2 separate regions of the Homo sapiens genome follow, and region 2 is linked to region 1. The links are chromatin loops, found by intact Hi-C in ENCODE. Cell type or tissue: heart left ventricle. All regions are shown on one strand. Links, peaks and the distances in the headings refer to the core of each region. The heading gives the core; the rest is flanking DNA. Region 1 has its middle 80 kb from the start of LINC01271. Region 2 holds the start of LOC105372657 (a long non-coding RNA gene).

The links. A loop is a pair of places that touch in the nucleus more often than their neighbours do. Peaks named below come from ENCODE experiments on the same cell type or tissue, not always from the same donor. Only the 100,000 strongest peaks of a DNase experiment are listed, where the experiment ranks them.
Region 2: it touches region 1 in a loop (3.0-fold over the local background); 9 of 110 quality-filtered maps call a loop at or near these places.

What each region holds. Positions count from the first base shown.
Region 1 is chr20:50,396,637-50,405,772 of GRCh38, forward strand. No RefSeq gene overlaps it. Among named protein-coding and RNA genes, the nearest start is that of LINC01271, 80 kb to the left of the region's middle. In heart left ventricle, for the core only: a CTCF peak has its summit at 3,918 (motif pointing right); DNase peaks (open chromatin) are centred at 2,435, 2,825 and 3,760; H3K27ac peaks cover 4,259 bases.
Region 2 is chr20:50,342,578-50,351,713 of GRCh38, forward strand. LOC105372657 (a long non-coding RNA gene) reads left to right here and starts at 8,121. Exons shown (of 3, transcript XR_936837.3): 1 at 8,121-8,433. RefSeq lists an enhancer at 7,878-7,927. In heart left ventricle, for the core only: no CTCF peak of the experiment used is centred there; DNase peaks (open chromatin) are centred at 3,864, 4,164, 5,744 and 6,824; H3K27ac peaks cover 2,947 bases.

The DNA of each region.
Region 1 (9,136 bases), core at 767-8,766:
CTGGGGTGGGTGCTGGGGGCCTGGCGGGCAGGGGAGGGCAGAGGCTCGCATGCCGGGGCACCTCAAGGCCCAAAGTCAATGCAGTGTTTCCTTGGTAAAGTGCCCTCCTGGCCTGCACCTGCTTACAATTCAACGCAGTGCCCTGAGGGTACATTGCAGCCTCCTTTGGCTGAAAGAAGCAGCCTTTTGTGATCTATCCTCTGCCTTTGTAGCCTTCTTTCCCACCACTGGATCCCCTCCAAAAAGAACGTGCTTTGCCCTGCTTCCAGGCCTTTGGCCCTGCTGTGCCCTCCTCCTGGACCACCTTTCCTCCATGGTTCTCTTACCACGTGCTTCTTCTCCTGGTACTTCAGGACTCCTACACTGTGAGGCCCTCCCAGAATCCCCCCAGCCCCCTACTTGGGGTTGCCACTGCGACAGAGGGACATTGCTTCCAGAACTACGTTGTACTCTAGACTACAAAGCCCAGCTGGTGAGCTGACACCTCCATGTAGGTTTCACGCAGGCCCCTAACTTCACAAAGCGGAATACTCCATTTATTTCCCTCCTGAAACCCCAGCCCTGCCCACCTGTCTTCCCAGCTCAGGAAACAGTGCTGCCCTGTTCAGACCAGGTCCTGGTGGCCCCTTGGTTCCTGTTTCCCTCACCCCACACATCCCAAATCTTGCTGACTTGACTGCCAAATACATCCCAAATCCATGCCCTTGTTGCCACTTTCACAGCTACCACCGAGGTGCAGGCTTGCCACTGTCCTTGCCCACCTGAACCGTGGCAGTGAGCTCCTCCTCCCTGGTCTCCTGGCTTCCAGCTTTGCTCCACTCAATCCACACAGTCAGAGGAAATATTTCAAAAGACAAACCAGCTGGGCGCAGTGGCTCACGCCTAATACCAGCACTTTGGGAGGCCGAGGCGGGTGGATCACCTGAGGTCAGGAGTTCGAGACCAGCCTGGCCAACATGGCGAAACCCCGTCTCTACTAAAAATACAAATAATTAGCCAGGCTTTGTGGCTTGTGCCTATAATCCCAGCTACTCGGGAGGCTAAGGGAGGAGAATCGCTTGAACCCTGAGGCGAAGGTTGCAGTGAGCTGAGACGGCGCCATTGCAGTCCAGCCTGGGCCACAAGACTGAGGCTCCATCTCAAAAAAAAAAAAAAGAAAGAAAGAAAAAAGAAAAAAAAATCTGGTTTACTGCTAAATGTTTAATGACACCTTCTCAACAAGGGGGAGCCCTGATTTTTACATGTATCCATTTCGGTGGTGTAAATAGTCCCACCATGGTCCATTTGGAGCTACCAGTGTGACTTACTGAGCATGGCATTGGGAAGAACTTGTTGTACTATTTCCACCGTGGGATATGGCATATGATATGATACAACACAACAGACGTCAATCACTTCAACAACACAGAGAACAGTGAAATGGTGAGAAAGTGGTGATCTGTGAGCAGTTGTTACCTTTGTTTTTGTTGTAACTTATTTAACTGGAAGTTCGTGCAATTTAATTCTTAGCGATGGCTGTGTGTGACAACTAGCTTGCAGAATTCGTGAGCCAGTAGGAGGTGGTGCCAGCAACCCCACTGGTTGAAAGCGACACGAGGGCAAGGATGTTTCCACATTGTTCCCGGCCGTTTCCTGGGGCCTGGAACAGTAGAAGGAGCTCAGGGTAGGTGTTCAGGCCGCATTTGTTGACTATTTTATAGTGCACCTGTTTGCATCAGAGAGCACAAACTGTTTGCCTCAACTTGACTTCATGGGCTGAGTCCAGCCCACAAGCAGGTGTCATTTGGCTCTCAGAATGTTTTGGACATTTTTACAAAATTTATTGCCAACGTTTAAAAGTCAAGGGTTTTGTTTTTTTTTTTTATGAAATCTCACATAAACCTAGATGTGTAGCTTCTCCTGGAAAATCAGAAGCTCTGGACCCGACTCCCTTATGACAACAGAGGCTGGAGCGGAGGGGCGCGCAGCCAGCCCCTTCAGACTGGGCATGGGCTCGCCAGTTTCCGCAGGCCCCACCCCTACCCGCAGTCTCACACCACGCCCACTTCATTCGTTCACGTAACCTGCTGGGCCTGCGGATATTTAAGTTGCAACTGCCATCTTCGCCTCCATCTTAGCACTTGTCACAGTGTGGGCCCGTCACAGTGTCCCTGCCAGACAGTGAGCACCTTGGGGACAGGCTCTGTGAGGGAGCCCCCCGGGGTCCCCACTCCTGGTACATAGTAGGTCCACAGGTTCTGGAACTAGATGAAATGTTTGTTGTCCAGTGAATGCCAGCCCCCACCCAGCTATCCGAATTGGGGCACGCACTAAACTCAAGCCCCGACCGGAATGTGACAAAGAGGTTGGCCGAGGCCAGGGTTTAAAAATACCCCAGGGCTGGTCAGCTGCGAGGTGCTTGGAGGTGTTGAAACAACCAGGCCAACGCTGGCTGGAGGCCAGTGCACCCACTTTGCTCTGTGTGATGTGGGCTAATGGGAGGGGTCACTAGCAGGTCCTGGCGTGCGGGGGTGGGGAGTGGGAGGAGTAGGTGCAGCCCCCTCCCCCACAGCCCTGCTTGGGAAAGGTCAGAGATGTTTATAAACAGCATGGGGTGACATGACATAATTTCACATAAAGGGTTACCAGGCAGGGCATGGACACAGGGCGGCCTCCTCTGATGTTTCCACGCCGCGGTCTCCTGGCATCAAGAAAGCCGGGATGCTGCTAGCACTGTGGTCTCCCCACGGCCTTCAGAACCATGGCCCAGCCCGCTGGAGCCAGGCTTAAAAATAACGCTCCCAGCACAGTCTCCTGGGGGACAGCCAGCATGGGGGCTGGACAGGGAAGGAACAAGCTCTGCTGGAGCGCCCACTGGATGCCAGGCACGTCAGAGGCATGAGCTCATGGAGCTGCACACAGGCCTTGGGAGGGAGGGACTGTCATCCAGATGGGGAAACTGAGGCTCAGGAGTGGTGCCACTGGCTCAGTGTTTCCCAGCAAGTGGCAATGCTGCCATGCCAATCCATGAGACAAGAGTGACAAGAAGGCAGGCTCTGTGTCACGCCGCTGTTCCCGAGTCCCTGGCACAGCGTTTGGCCTTAGCAAGCCTCAGGAGGCAGCTCCCATGGAACTTGTCCAGGATCGAAACCCGCTCTCCCACCACAGCTTGTCTCCGTCAAGGGCAGCCCATCCTTCCAGATGCTCAGGGCGGATACCAGGGCATCATCCTCAACTCCTCTTTTTCTCTCACCCCCACACCTGGTGCTTGCTGCTCCATCCAAACACAGCCGCCCCTCCCTGCCCTGGCCCAGCCCCACCTCTCTCACCTGACCCCTGCAGGAGCCTCCTTCCTGGTCTCCTGCTTCCACCCTCACCCTAACAGTCTTGCCTCCATCAGTGTCCAAGGTAACACACTAGACTCGTATCATCCATCACCTGAATGTATTAGGATGCAACAGTGAATAGAACACACATGTCCCCGTCAGCGTGGAGCTGACATTACGGAATGGGGGAGGAAGGGGGCATCAGCCTTCACAGGTAAATTAAATAGATCATGTTTCCAATGGCAGTGAGTACTAAGGAGAAAAATAAGCCGGGGAAGGAGGAGGGGAACATCAGAGAGGAATAAATCTAAATAGGGAGTGGGGGTGCAGGGCAGGAAAGGTCTCACTGAGCAAATATTTGAGTACGGCTTGAAAGAGATGAGGGATTGGGCAATGGGGATTTCCAGAGGAAGGGCATTCTTGGTAGAGGAAACAGCAAGTGCAAAGGCCCGAGGCCGGACCGTGCCTGGCATGAGCGAGGATGGCAGAGAAGAGGCCAGTGTGGCTGCAGCAGAATGAGTGAGGGGCAGCGTGGGAGGAAGTGAGTTCAGAGGGGTGAAGGGCAGCGCCCATAGAACCTTGCACGTCGAAGGAAAGACTTAGCTTTCCTCTGGGGTAGGTGAGAGCCATGGAGGGTTCTGAACAGAAGAGGGCACAGTCTGACTTCGTTTCTGAAAGAATCTCTCCAGCTGGGTGTAGAGGATGGGCTGTCAGGAGCCAGGGGGAAGGGGACAGTCAGGGTGACTGCAGTGGTTCATGCAGAAGAGAATGGTGAATGGGCCCAAGGGGTGGCTGTGGAGGTGAAGAGGCGGGGAGAACGGATCTTGGACTCCTGATCTGTTCTAAGGTGGAGCTGCTGGGGCATATGCTGCTGGACTAGATGCGATCAATAGAAATCAAGAAGCCAAGGATGTTTGGGTTTCTGCTAACACAGGAACAGAAAACCAAACACTGCATGTTCTCACTTATAAGTGGGAGCTGAACGATGAGAACACATGGACACAGGGAGGGGAACAACACTGGGGCCTGTTGTGGGGGTGGGGAGGGAGAGCATCATGATAAATAGCGAATGCTTGCCGAGCTTAATAGCTAGGGGATGGGTTGATGGGTGCAGCAAACCGCGATGGCACATGTTCACCTATGTGACAAACCTGCACGGCCTGCATATGTACCCCGGAACTTAAAATCTAAAAATAAAAGCCAAGGATGGCTCCAAGGTTCCAGATAGAGCAGCCGGAAGGATGGAGCTTCTGCCTTACAGAGATGACCAAGCACCAAGCTGGGCTCTGGGAAGGATGGGAGTGAGGCGGCGGCCCTTCCCCGGGGGGCACCGGATCCTGTGTGAAGGTCATCCTCAATACAGTGGGCTTTGCTTTATGAAATTCCCTGCTGATTCACATCAGGATTCTTCTCCAGCTCCTCCTTCCCATCCCTGTCCCTGAGTCCCTTGTAAATTTTGCAGGAGCCACCAGGTCCCTCCTCCCCTCGATTCCTGAAGAGCAACAAACGCTTCTATAGCACTCATGTGCCTGGCAGGATCCTAGCCCTTTACTTAAACTTTGTGAACTCATCTGATCATCACAGCAGTTCCAGGAGCTGGGGACTCTTATTACACTTATTTCATAAATGGAGAAAAAAGGCCCAGAGAGGTTAAGTCACTTGTCCAGGATCACACAGCTCCAAGTGGTAGAGGCAGGATATGATCCCAGGCAGTCAGGCCTAGGCCTCATGCTGTTAACCACTACACTTACTATCTCACCCTTGGCTATGAGGAGTCAAACTGGGCTTGAGAGATTGGGTGAGGGGAGAGGGCTTCAGCCACCCCTTCCACATAAAAGAAACAGTTGCCGTTTTCTGAGTACCTCTCCTGTGCCTAGTTCTATACCCAGGCTTCCTCTATTCTGCATATCAACAGAAGGGGTATCACAAGGATTGTACCCATTCTACAGATAAGAAAACCAAGGCTCAGAGAGGGGAAAAGCCATGTCCACAGTTACAGCCAGGACTGAGAATGTGGAACTCTGGGACTCCAGACCCCATTCTGTCCCCTCCTCCACACTGCCTGTGCTTGTCACCCGCTTCCTGCCTTGGTGGTGAGGGGGGTGCTCAGGGGTCAATGGCCGCACTGCATTTTCTTCTTGCTGGAAGCAGAAGGAGGACAGGAGAAGTGACACATTGCACAGCTGCACGGATTCCCGCTCTCAGGGCTCGTAGATTTTGTCTGGCACAATCAACATGTCTGAGGCCAGCTCTGGGCCAGGTGCTGGAGAGACCGAGATAGGAACACAGAGTGGAGGGTGAGAAAGATGGAGGCCCTAGGTGGCTTTGATGAGATAGACAGTGGTGGGGTTGTTACAGAAGTTCAGAGAAGCCGCTCAGAGGAGCAGGTGCACATGAACCTTGTGTCCTGGCAGCTTCTTCACTTCTCTGGATCTCAGTTTCCATCTCTGTGACACGGGGTGGTCATACCTGCCACCCCATCTCACAGAGCTGGTCAGGACTAAAGGTGAGCGCCAAGGGGGCATGCACTATCTCCACCTTGCCCTCTGCTGTCTTCCAGGACAGAAAGAGCACAGGCCCCAGCTTGTTGTAGGCATTCTGGGGACCTGGCACACAGGAGGTGCTCAGGGCCTGCTGGACGTATGGAAATAAAGAAATAAACTTCTTTGGGACTTATTTTCTTCCCCCATAAAGTGAATTATTTCCATGCACCCATGCACTTTACAAAGACATAGACCCTCTCAACCACCTGGCAAGGCGAGTACTAAGATCATCTTTGCTTAACAGGTAAGAAAAACGGACACCTAGAGAAGCTACGAGATTTCACCAAGGTCCTAGAGCTAAGAAGGGATGGAGCTAGCATTTGAATTTCACTCCCTCTGCCTCCTCAGCATTCACAGAACTAATTGCAGAACTAAACTAATAACAGCTTGTGTTTTGTGGAGCATTTATTACATGCCATGCGTTATTCCAGACACTTCACATATATTAACTAATATTAGTATCTACCTCAAATGTGTGGGAGAGATGATATTTCCTTCCCATTTTACCCATAAAGAAAGAGGTTAAGGGGCAGGAGCAGTGGCTTAGGCTTGTAGTCCCAGCACTTTGGGAGGCCAGGTGTTCGAGACCAGCCTGGGGAACATAGCAAGACCCCCATCTCTACAAAAAACAAAAAATTAGCTGGGTGTGCTGGATCATACCTATAGTCCCAGCTGCTTGGGACGCTGAAGTGGGAGGATTGCTTGAGCCCAGGAGGTCAAGGCTGCAGTGAGCTGTGATTGTGCCACTGCATTCCAGCCTTGTCTCAAAGTAAAATTTAAAAAAAAGAAAGAGGTTGGCCAGGTGCGGTGGCTCATGCCTATAATCCCAGTACTTTGGGAGGCCAAGGCAGGTGGATCACCTGAGATCAGGAGTTCAAGACCAGCCTGACCAACCAACATGGCAAAATCCTGTCTCTACTAAAAATACAAAAATTAGCTGGGCATGGTGGCAGGCTTCTGTAGTCCCAGCTACTCGGGAGGCTGAGGCAGGAGAATCACTTGAACCCGGGAGGCGGAGGTTGCAGTGAGCTGAGATTGTGCCACTGCACTCTAGCATGGGCGACAGAGCAAGACTCAGTCTCAAAAAAGAAAAAAAAAAAGTAAATAAATAAATAAATAAATGAAAAAGAAAAAAGAAAGAGGTTAAGTAACTTGTGCAAAGTCACAAGTAATTTGCAAAGCCAGGATTCAAACTCAGGCAGTCTGGCTCCAGAGTCCATGGTCTTAAATCACAACACCCTGCAGGAGAGGGTTGGCAATGTCATCCCAGGCACAGAGTCTGGCACACGGGGAGCACTTATTGGATTGTGAAAACCTAGCAAACCACGAACAGACAAGCAGGGCTTTCCTATTCTGAACCACACTGAGGTCTCCCTTAAGAATTCACTTATTTCCATTTCTTCCTGTGAGTCCCACTTGACAGAGAAGAAGCTGCCCACAGACCATTTTCCCCCTTCTTCCCCCTCCCTCTAGGAAAATTCTGGGCAGCATCCACCAGGTCACAGCTGCCAGCCAGAGGACTGGCTAGAGCAGAGTTTGGCCAGGTTATCGGGTTTCGTGGTCAGCCACCTTCGCCCCTGACCAGAGCTGTCTTTCCAAAACAGAACATTCAGTCACTGCCTGTCCCTGCGCCCAGCTGTCCTTGTGCCCCGACCTTGCTCTCTGCCCACCGGCCCAGGGTTTTTCCTCGTATTCTTGTCTCTTACTGATATCTTGCAAAGATGACCGGAGCAGAGGAAAGAAAGTCAGGGAGCAGCCTGAGAGAAACGATGAGGAGACAGAGACAGAGAAAGAAGAGACAGAGAAAGAGGTGACAGATGGACAGAGGAGAAAGAGGAGACAAGAAAGACAGAGAAAGAGGAGACAGAGGCGACAGACGGACAGAGAAAGACAGAGAAAGAAGAGACAGAAAGACAGAGAAAGAGGAGACAGAGATGGAGAGACAGAGCTGGAGAGAAAGACAGAGACAGGAGGGCCCTGCAGGTGCCATCTGCCCTCCAAAGCTGTCTCGAGGGCAGGGTTTGTAACCTTGCATCTCCACCCAATGCATCTTGACCTCCCAAGGCTGCAGCATCTTCTCCCAACAGCCCCCATCCTGCCACCAGCCCAGCAGGTCCTAAGAGACCTCGTTTTCCTTCCCCCCTCACCTCCATGCACAATCCCTCACCTAACTAACTCCTCCTTATCTCCCTTCCTCCAGGAAGCCCTCCTTGCCCCCACAGCCCCTCTATGTACCCTGATTACACCTCCCTCATACTTTGTGGTTCATTGATAGGTTCGCCTCCTCCACTGGAATGGCAGCTCCTCGAGGGCAGGGTCTGGATCGGTCTGGCTCGCCCTGCATCCCTGCACTCAGCCCAGTGCCTGACTCATAGTAGGTGCTCAATAAATGTTGGTTGAAGGAAGGATTAAGCCAGCTGCTATGTGTCAGCTCCTTGGAGAATCCTTCCCTGGTATGGCTTACAACTGTTTGGACTTCATCGTGTGATTATTTGATTTAGGGTCTGCGTGGCCTCTGGTCCGAAGAAGGCAGGATCTGAGTCTGCTGCATTCACCCTTGTCTTCCCAGCACCTGGAACAGTGCCTGGCACAGAGTAGGTGCTTCAGTATTGGTTGAATGAATGAATGGATGCATGAGCAAATGAATTAACCATTAGCCCTCTGGAGGTTTTGAATCATATTTTTTAACCCATTTGAAGCAGTTCAAATGTTCCCCATTGCCTTTCAAATCAGACCCCAAGTCCTGTCAAGACCTAGGAGGCTCTGCAAGATCTGGCCCCTGCCACGTCTCCAGCCTCTGCCCTTCTCCCGCCACCCCTACAGGCACCGATGTCTCTAGGGTGCCCGGCGTGGTAGCAGTTCTCATCCCCCTCCACACCCCACCATAAGTCATGTCAACAGAGCTGGGTTGGTTTATTTGTTTTTTTCTATGAACAAGACTGCCTAGAAAAATGGAGCACTTTTGCACAAACAACCTCAATGTCACCCATGGACCTTGGTCACTGTGGGACAGTCTCCAAGGTTTGGCCGGCCAGCTTCCCAGGGCACTGACCTGAGAAAGGGTTTGCGCCCTGGTCGCTCCGTCCATCTCCCACCCGACCCTCTAAAGGGCTGGCTGGCTGGGTGGGAGGGGTGTCCTTGGAGCCCCTGAGTCTGACCTTCATGTTCTGCAGGAAGCCAGGGGAGGGGACCCAATGGAGTGGACCCCACCACATCCTTTAGGCTCAGACCAGGCCTTACACCCTCCAGAAAGCTGCCTTGGCCACTTTCCTGGCATCTCTGGACTCC
Region 2 (9,136 bases), core at 595-8,594, 54 kb before region 1:
GAGAGGGATGCAGAGGGGTGTGGCTGCTCAAACAGGTGCCGTCTGCACAGGGGCAGGTCCTGAAAAGATTGTGGCACTGCTGGCAGGGTGGCCCTGGCATTGTAGGTGTTCACTGAGTGGCACTTTCTTTTTTCCACCCTGCCTAATCTTCATGACGTCCTTGCTGTGGAGCAGGGATCTGTGTTCCTGACCGGGCATCGCAAGCCGTTAAGAGGCTGACCCAGGGCTCCTGACCACTCAGTCAGTGTCCTTGTGCTGCCTGGAGGTAGTGATGGTCTCTGAATTGCCTCCTGTCATTCAGTCAGTCAACAAACATCTAACAGGAGCCCATTGGGGCATAGGGGGAGGGAGCAACTTAGGGTGAACTGCTCAGCTTACAACATGTGGTAGGTACGCAGGAAAGACTGGTGAAAGGAATGAAAAGAAAGAATAAGTGAATAAGCAAGCCTCAGGCCATTAAGACAATGATCATGGCCAGCATTGATTGAGTGCCTACTGTGTGGCAGGCTCATCCTAAACCCTCCATGTGAGAGTCTTACAGAAGGAACACCTCTGAAAGGGGGGCCAACGACCATCCCCACTTTCAAGGTGAGAAGACTGAGGGGAAGAGAGGTGATGTCAACTGCCCGAGGCCTAGCAAGAGAATGGCAAGGCTGTCGCCGGAGCCTGGGCCTACCAGATCCCAGGGTGCACCTGCTGCCTCAGTGTTGTGTATGCTGTGGCTCAAATCGTTATGCCACCGGCCCTGTGAGGGAGGTGCTAGCATTATCCCATGTTACAGATGAGGAAACCAAGTCTCAGAGACAGGAAGTGACTTGCCCAAGGTCACACGGCATGTGTGTTTGAATCTAGATTTCACGTTTTCAGCCACCAAACCCTGCCCCTCGTAAGCCCTGGCCGCTCTGTGAGGAGGATGCGTAAGTCCCAAGGGGTTGGGGAGGGAAAGTGGGCCAGGGAGCTAAGCCCTCCAGGGTCTGCAGGACCAGGCAGGAGGCTCTGAAGGAGGCAGGGTCCCTGGTGGGCAGATGGGAGCAGGTGGGCCTGGGGAGCCGCCAGCCTTCCGCCCCCACGTGCAGGCATGCCCGCCAGGAGGGCCTGTGGAGAGGCCGCCCCGCGGTGTGTGCCAGGCTGACAATGGCTCCTTGTGTCTGTGCCGACGGTGGGAGAGGGGAGGTATTGTTTGCCAGGACACCTTCCCGCCAAGGCTGGCTGCAGGCGGTCCTTGTCCTAGGACGCTTGGCACGGGGCTGTTCCGGGCGCCAGAGGGAAGTGTGTGTGTGCATGTGTGTGGCTGGGTGTTCTGGGCCACGTTGGTGCTGGCTGCGGCTCCCTGGGTGTGCCTGTGCACGTGTGTGTGGGGTGAGGGCATGTGTGTCTATCTGAGTGTGCCCATGCACGTCTTGCACACCCATGGCCAGTGTGTCTGAATAGTCTTGTGGCTTGGGGCTTCCATGTGTCTCCCTGGGCGTGGCTGTGGCTGTGACTTTACGTCTGGCACCGTGTGTCTCTCTGTACCTCTGGACCACGTGTGGCTCTGAGCACCTTTGGTTTGCGTGCCCATGTATGTCTCAGCCTGTCCCTCTGCTTGTGTCTCCATCTCCCTCGGGGTCTGTCTGTGGAGCATCTTGATCCCAAGGGGGCAAGAAAGCCTCTGTTTCAGAGTGCGGGCTGAGTTCCATTCGTGGCTGATAGGTGAGGGAGGGGGCTTCAGGCAGAGGGAATGGTGGGTGCCCAAGCTGGGGGGCAGGATGGAGTTGGCAGATCTGCAAGAGCAGCCAGGAGGCTGGGTGGCCGCAGTGAAGTGAGTGGAGGTGAGAGGACACCAGGGGCCACCTGCAGGCCAGAGTCCAAAGTGAGGGGCAGCCATCAGAGGATCTGGATGGGACCATGACATGGTCTGTTTCATGGCAACGCCTTTGGCTGCAGGTGAAAAATGGGTTGTAGGGCAAGCCTGAGAGGTGTTGGGAGTCGCTGTGGCCAGTGTTAGGAAGCAGTTCCACAGCGCCACCTCAAGGAACCCCCACTCCATGGCAGGGGTTGCAACTTCCCCATTTTGCAGAGGTGGAAACTGAGGCCCAGGGAGGAGAAATGCCTCCCAAGGCCTGCAGCCTGGGAGCTGGCCCAATGCTAAAGCCAACCCTCCACCTCCTCCATCTTGGCTGCCTGCTCCTCTGCAAGTCGCTCTGCATCTTGAGGCTCTGGTGACGCCTGTGCTAAAGTCAGAGAACCTGGAGTCCTCGTCAGGTCAGGAACCAGGACTCTGGAGCCAGATGACTTGGGTTCGAATCCTGCCTCTGTAGCTGTGTGACCTTGGGCAAATCACTTAGCCTCTCTGCACCCCAGTGACCTCATTGGCCAAATGGGAGTGCTTGTTCATCATTACCTCCAAAGTGCTGTGCCACTAGATCCCACCTGTGACAGCCGCATCTCCTATCCCTGCTTTATTTTTCTCCAAAACACTCATCACCTTCTAGCATACTACATCTTGTATTTACTTCCGATGACACTGGAGTGTCCGTTCCACGGCATTTTGGGTTTTTTGTTCATGAGTAGTGTCTAGAACAGGGTCCTGCACATAGTTGGTGCTCAGGACTATTTTGTTGCAAGAACCAGGTAATACATGTGACATATGGGAACACAGCCTGGCACGTAGTGGGTGGAATGGAGGTGTCTGCTGTTGTCATTAAGTTGGGAGTAGGCACTTGGAAGCAGGACAGCCCAGTCAATCCTGATTAGGAATGGGTGTCCCATCTCCTTTTCTGCACATCCTTCTTGCCTTCAGGACCTGCTCAGCCCACTCTGGGCCAGACATCTTTTATATTGGTCTCTGAAAATAGGGAGACTCTGGCAGGTGCTATGAGCTGCTGGTTTCAAGCCTTATGAGGGATCAGTGACCCGGTTTCCCCACCTGACCACAGCTGATCCAGAGGCTTCGATGGTCTCTGCTCTCTCAGGACTCTCCTCTGTATATTCCCCTATATATATATTCCCCCTGACCACCCCACTGCCCCAGATCTTCCCAGTCCCTCTGTCGGTAAATACAGTTGGCAGCTCTGGCAAAAATGTCCTGCCAATGGTACAACGAGTCGTTGGTGAATATTTAGGAAGCCCAGCGGGTTTGTCAAGGAAGCAGCTTCCTGAGCATAAATATTTCTAAGAAAGAATGAAAGGAGGGGCCTCGGCCTCAGAGATCAGTGGGTGGTGTGCTGACCTCCCAAGGTCATCATGTCCAGTCCTCTGCTGCATGGTCATTGCTTCTGGTGTCCCATTGGCACCTGGCATCCTGGTTTCCTGAGAAGGGTCAGGAGCTGCAGGGGGAATCCAGGCCCAGGCGGAGAACAACCTGCTCTGTCCTCTCACTTCCTTCCTGCTTTTCTTCCAGACTCCCATCCCTGGCTGGGACATGCTGCAGTTGTCAGCAGCTGCACAGGAGAAGCAGGTTGGGGGCTGACCAGGGTAGCCATGGCTTCCTTGAGGACCCACTGTGGTGTGGGGGCTTTGCTCAGCGTAACTGGATAAACTTGGTATCGGCCCTCCCCTCCTGCAGCTGCCAAGGTTCAGGCCTCTTCTCCCATTCCTCTCTCCACCCCACATTTATTGAGCACCTACTATGTGCCCAGCCCTCGGAGACAATGAAAAGACCTCTGCCCTACCTTTGCCCTGGTTCTGATGTCCAGTATCTGTCCTGGGACAGTTGTGACAGCTGCTCAATTGTCCCTTTCAGTCTCTCCCTGTCCCAGCCCTTCCCCTTCCACAACGGCTGAGTTCATCTTCAGAAAGTGCAACTCCAGATCTTGCTTCTGCTCTGCTCTAAAACCATCAATGGCTCCCCGCTGCGACCTGGAGAAAGTCCAAACGGCCCGGCTGGGTGAGCCTGGTCCTGCTCCATCTACCCCAACTGCCCTCTGCAGCTTCGTTCCCCACGTCGCCAGCCACGAGGATGACCCCTAGTTTTTCGAACACACCTGGCCCCTCCCACCTCCTTACCCTTGCTCAAGCCATTCCTGCCAGCCCAGTGCCCTTTCTCAGCCAACCTCTCGTGTCTGTAGCCTTTTGTTTGTTTCTTTCTTTCAGGACACATCACACAGTGCTTTGAATTGCACTTATTTATATCTTCTTTTCCTCCCAGAGGGCAGGAAGTTGCCAGATTCATTTCTGGGCTTGGCGCCAGGCTCAAAGTAGGTCCTTGTTAGATTCGCTGGCTGAGCTGGTGAGGATGCTGTATTTGCGCGGGTCTGGGGCCACCCAGCACATGTGTCCCTTCTTCTGGAGACCACGTTGAGTTTCCCCTGTGGTGCCTCCACCCCCTTGGTCTTGTGAATTAGGAGAGTTGACCCCATCCATCCTCAGGGCTGCAGGCCTGGCCAGTCAGGCCCCTGGCCACATGGATTGGTTCAGGGGTAAGCACACGATCCAATCAGGGCCAAGAAATTAAACCGGCGACTTTGGAATGGGAAAGACGTTGCCGCCTTGAGGTGGCTGAGCTCGTTGTAGGATGTCAGCCTGGAGCAGCTGAGGCACTGTGCCACCCTGAGAAACAGAGACCGCCTGAGAATGCCAGTGACATGGGGCAAAGCAGAGCCAAGAGGCGCAGACAGCCCCCAGACGAAAATCGTCAGCGGTGCTCCTGGATCCAGCTGTATCTGAAGCAGACATGGCTCTCTCATTCTCCCTTTTTAAAACCCACCTTGGGTTGGGTTTCCATTGCCTGCAGCTACAAGAAATCCTGACAAATAGCTGAGCCTTCTGAATATACATCTCATCACCTTACTGTCCGCACTGCCATGACCCCATGCGAAATTCTCTCATGAGGAACCCCTTTGAATATCCAAAGCTGGGGGAGGCGTCTCTTCCTCCACAGAGCTAGTTTCTTTTCTCACTCATGGGCAATATGAGCAATGATCGCTGGTTCTGGTTGCCTCAAGCTCCTTTTGGAATAAGGAAAAGAGCAAGTGGAATAACCTAAAGGACTAAAATGGGCTCGAGTTCCCAGGGGCTAAGGCTGGGCCCTCAGCCCCACTACTGTTCAGCATGGACAGGCACACAGCAGATGCTTCTCGGCCATTCACTGCTTGACAGTGCAAGGCAAGCTTTCTCAACCTGGGCCCTCGGGCATTCTGGACTGGCTGCTTCTCTGTGAAATACGCCAGGTTTGGTTAGGAGCGAGTTGCCCAGTCTGTGTTCTACTGACATTTAGTGCCAAATAACTCCTGGTTGGGGGCTGTCCCATGCATTGCAGGACTTGTTTAGCAGTGTCCCTGGCCTCACTACCCGCTAGATGCCAGTAGCACCTCCTTCCCTGAGTTGTGACAGCCACACATATCTCCAGACGTTGCCAAACATTCCTTGCAGGGCAAAATCACCCCCTGGTTGAGAATATCTGCTGTAAGCAAAGTGTGTCTCACAGGACCTGGCACATAGCAAGTGCTCAATAAATATCAGCAAAGATGGTTCGGTGACGATGATGCTAAAGATGATCACTGAGGAAATTTGGGGCCTCAGTGAGATCCAGATTTGGCTGACTTAAGTGGGAAGGAAATTTATTAGAGGAACATGAGTGAGCTTACAGAATTTATGAGAAAGCGGAAGAGTCAGTTCAAAACAACCCAGAAACGGAGGCAGTTCAGTAGGTCCCGACAGCAAGAAGCAGATATGCTGATAGCGGCAATGAGCTATTCCCGTTTCAGCCATCCCCCCACTTCCTCCTTCCTAACAGAACCTATTTTGCTCATTTTGCACAAGAAATCCCTGCCCCCACCCCTCCCATGGGCTCCAGGAAGATGGGCCTCAGCCAAGCCTCAGGGGACTGATTCCCGTTGCTCTAAGTCAGCCACAGTGTCCCCCACCCCAACAAGGCCAGTGATTGATTTAGGCTGGACATGGAATGTGATTTTAGCCAATGAGATGTGTTGAGAAATTTGTTAGAGGCTTCTGGGAAAGGTTTCCTTGCTCTTCGAGATAGAGGTTTATTTCACTTTGTATAATCCAGGTTTTCTTCTTTTTGAAGGCTGAATAATGTTCTGTGGTTTTTTTTTTTTTTTTTTTTTTTTTTTTTTTGAGACAGTTTCGCTCTTGTTGCCCAGGCTGGAGTGCAATGGCGCGATCTTGGCTCACTGCAACCTCTACCTCCCGGGTTCAAGCAGGCCCCATATGTGTGGCCTGTGCAGAAAGAGACTGGCAGCCTGGAGGGGTGAGACCTGGGTGGAAATGAAGAATTCAACCAAAGCAAGTAAAGAAACTGCCAGAAGCTTGAGCCCCCGAGAAGCTCCCGATGTCTGGGGGTAATCCCAGGATCTCCATCTTTTTTTTTTTTTGAGACGGAGTTTCGCTCTTGTTGCCCAGGCTAGAGTGCAATGGCACGATCTCGGCTCACTGCAACCTCTGCCTCCCGGGTTCAAGCAATTCTCATGTCTCAGCCTCCTGAGTAGCTGGGACTACAGGCGTCTGCCACCACACCCAGCTAATTTTTGTATTTTTAGTGGAGACGAGGTTTCACCGTGTTGGACAGGCTGGTCTCAAACTCCTGACCTCAAATGATCCACCGGCCTCAGCCTCCCAAAGTGCTGGGATTACAGGCGTGAGCCACCACACCCGGCCGGATCTCCATCTTTTAAAAAACATGACTTTCTTCTCTGGGCAGGTGGGAGGCTGAGGGACACCTCAGCGTTAAGCCAAAAACAGCCGAGGCAGCATTCATGCCTCCTCCTTCCAAAGGCCCCCATGTCTCCAGGGGTTGGGAGCCTCCAGCTCTAGGCTGCGGGGATCCCCTCTGCCATTCAGGCCCAGCCCCTCTACACTGGGCCCTGAGCATGTACCTGGCTCCCCCAGTGTACCCGAGGGCCTTGCTGTCACCGGATGGATTGAGCAACTCAACCGAGTGTGCATTTTCCAGCTCAGGCTAACCACCATTCAGTCACTTCCCCTCACGTTCATAGACCAGTTGGTTCCTTGTCATTTCTCAGGGGACACCATGACCCTTCTTGTGAACTCTCCATGATGCAGGCGAGAATCTGAGTCACCCAGAGCTAGCAACCTGATTCACCTTTGTCCCCCAAACCCCTGGCCTGGCTCTCAGATGAAAACAAATAATAATAATAATAATGAATATAGCCACTAATTCCTACAGTGTCCTGAGAGCTTTACAGGTACCTGCACTGACTTTCAGGTAGGTACATGCTTGTCCCCATTTCCTAGATGAGGAGACTGAGTCCCAGAGAAGGTGAGTAACTTGCTTATAAGGGAAGAAGGAGTCGTGATCTGAAGCTAAGCAATAGGGTGGATACATTCAAGCATGTTTGGTTAGACATTTAGCAAAACACCTTTGCTGAAAAAAAAGTTTTGAAAAAAAGTTATGAAAAAAAAAGATTGGAAACTCTATTTTTAAATGTATCACCAGCTTGGGAGGCCAAGGTGGGCGGATCACCTGAGGTCAGGAATTCGAGACCAGCCTGGCCAACATGGTGAAACCCCGTCTCTACTAAAAATACAAAAAAAAAAAAAAAAAATTAGCCAGGCGTGGTGGCAGACACCTGTAATCCCAGTTACTCCAGAGGCTGAAGCAGGAGAATCACTTGTACCCAGGAGATGGAGGTTGCGGTGAGCTGAGATCACACCATTGCACTCCAGCCTGGGCAAGAAGAGTGAAACTCCGTCTCAAAAAAATAAAAATAAAAATAAATAAATGTATCACCAGCTCCATCCATTCATCAGACACATGTTTCCATAGTAGATACCTTGTGCCTGGAAGGTTCTTCTTACGAGGGACATGGGAGTGAACAAACAGGTAAGGTCCCCTCCCCCCTGGAACTTGTAGTCCAGTGAACACAATCAATCCATTTAGGACTTGAACATTTGAAATTGAGACTTCCCTGTACCTATAATTATCAGAACTGTATGAGATCCTGAGGTGGAAAGATGGTGACTTCTGTGGGCTTTTTTGCTCAAACACAATTCTTTAAGAAAGAGACCTGCATCTCGGGCTGCCCACCGCAGTGTGAGGATGTGAGAAAGACCCAGGGACCTCACAGACCATGTGATGTCACAGAAGGCACAGGACTGCCAGGTGCAGTGGGTCACACTGTAATCCCAGCACTTTGGGAGGCAAACATGGGGGTGTCGCTTGAGGTCAGGAGTTCAAGACCAGCCTGAGCAACACAGCAAGACTCTGTCTCTGCAAAAAACCAAAAACCAAAACCACAGGGCGGGGAGGTCAGACCAGCTGCCTGGAATCCCAGCCCAGACCCTCACCAGCATGTGACCCAGGACGGGCCACGTGCTGTCTCCTCAGGAAGCCTCAATTTTCTCATCTGGAGACAGGGACAATGAATCCCTTCCAGGATCACTGTGAAAAGACAGGTTGAGCATCTCTAATTCGCAAATCTGAAATCCGAAATGCTCCCAAATCTGAAACTTTCTGAGTGCGGACCTGATGCCGTAAGTGAAAGCCCGCGGTTTTCTGTTGTCGCTGTTGTTTCACGGCTGAGCCCCCTATCTGCTGATATCGCTGTTCTGCTTGGTCGCCCTGAACTCCTTATTTTCCCACTGTATTAATGCTATGTCATACTTTTTACCATGGAGTACTTATGTGTGAGTAAGTGTGAGACAATGATTGCTTATTGATAGCATATAAATTCAGAGTCAGGAATAAGGGTGATGCCAAACAACCACAGATTGTCCACGTGGGTAACTGAGATAGGTGTGGGACGCCTTTCTTTCTGTTGGTGCGATGCACACAAAATTTGTTTCATGCACAAAATTATTAAAAATTATGTACAATTGCATTCAGGCTGTGTGTATAAGGTTTGTATGAAACATAAGTAAAGGTCATGTTCAGATTTGGGTCCCATCCCTAAGATATCTCATTGTGTATATGCAAATATTCCAAAATTTGGAAAATATAAAAATCCAAAAGACTTCTGGTCCTAAGCATTTTGGATAAGGGATCCCTTAGACGGTACCCTGTGTCAATGTGGGATATACTATGTAGGAAAATGTATTCGTGGTTCAACCCCCAGTCGGCCTGAGGGAAAGTCGATTCCAGAAAGGCCAAGTGATGAAAGTTCTTCATCTTTGTGGACCTCATCTGGGCTCAAACACATATTACAGACCTCAGTGTCAAAGGAGCCCTGAAGTCCCT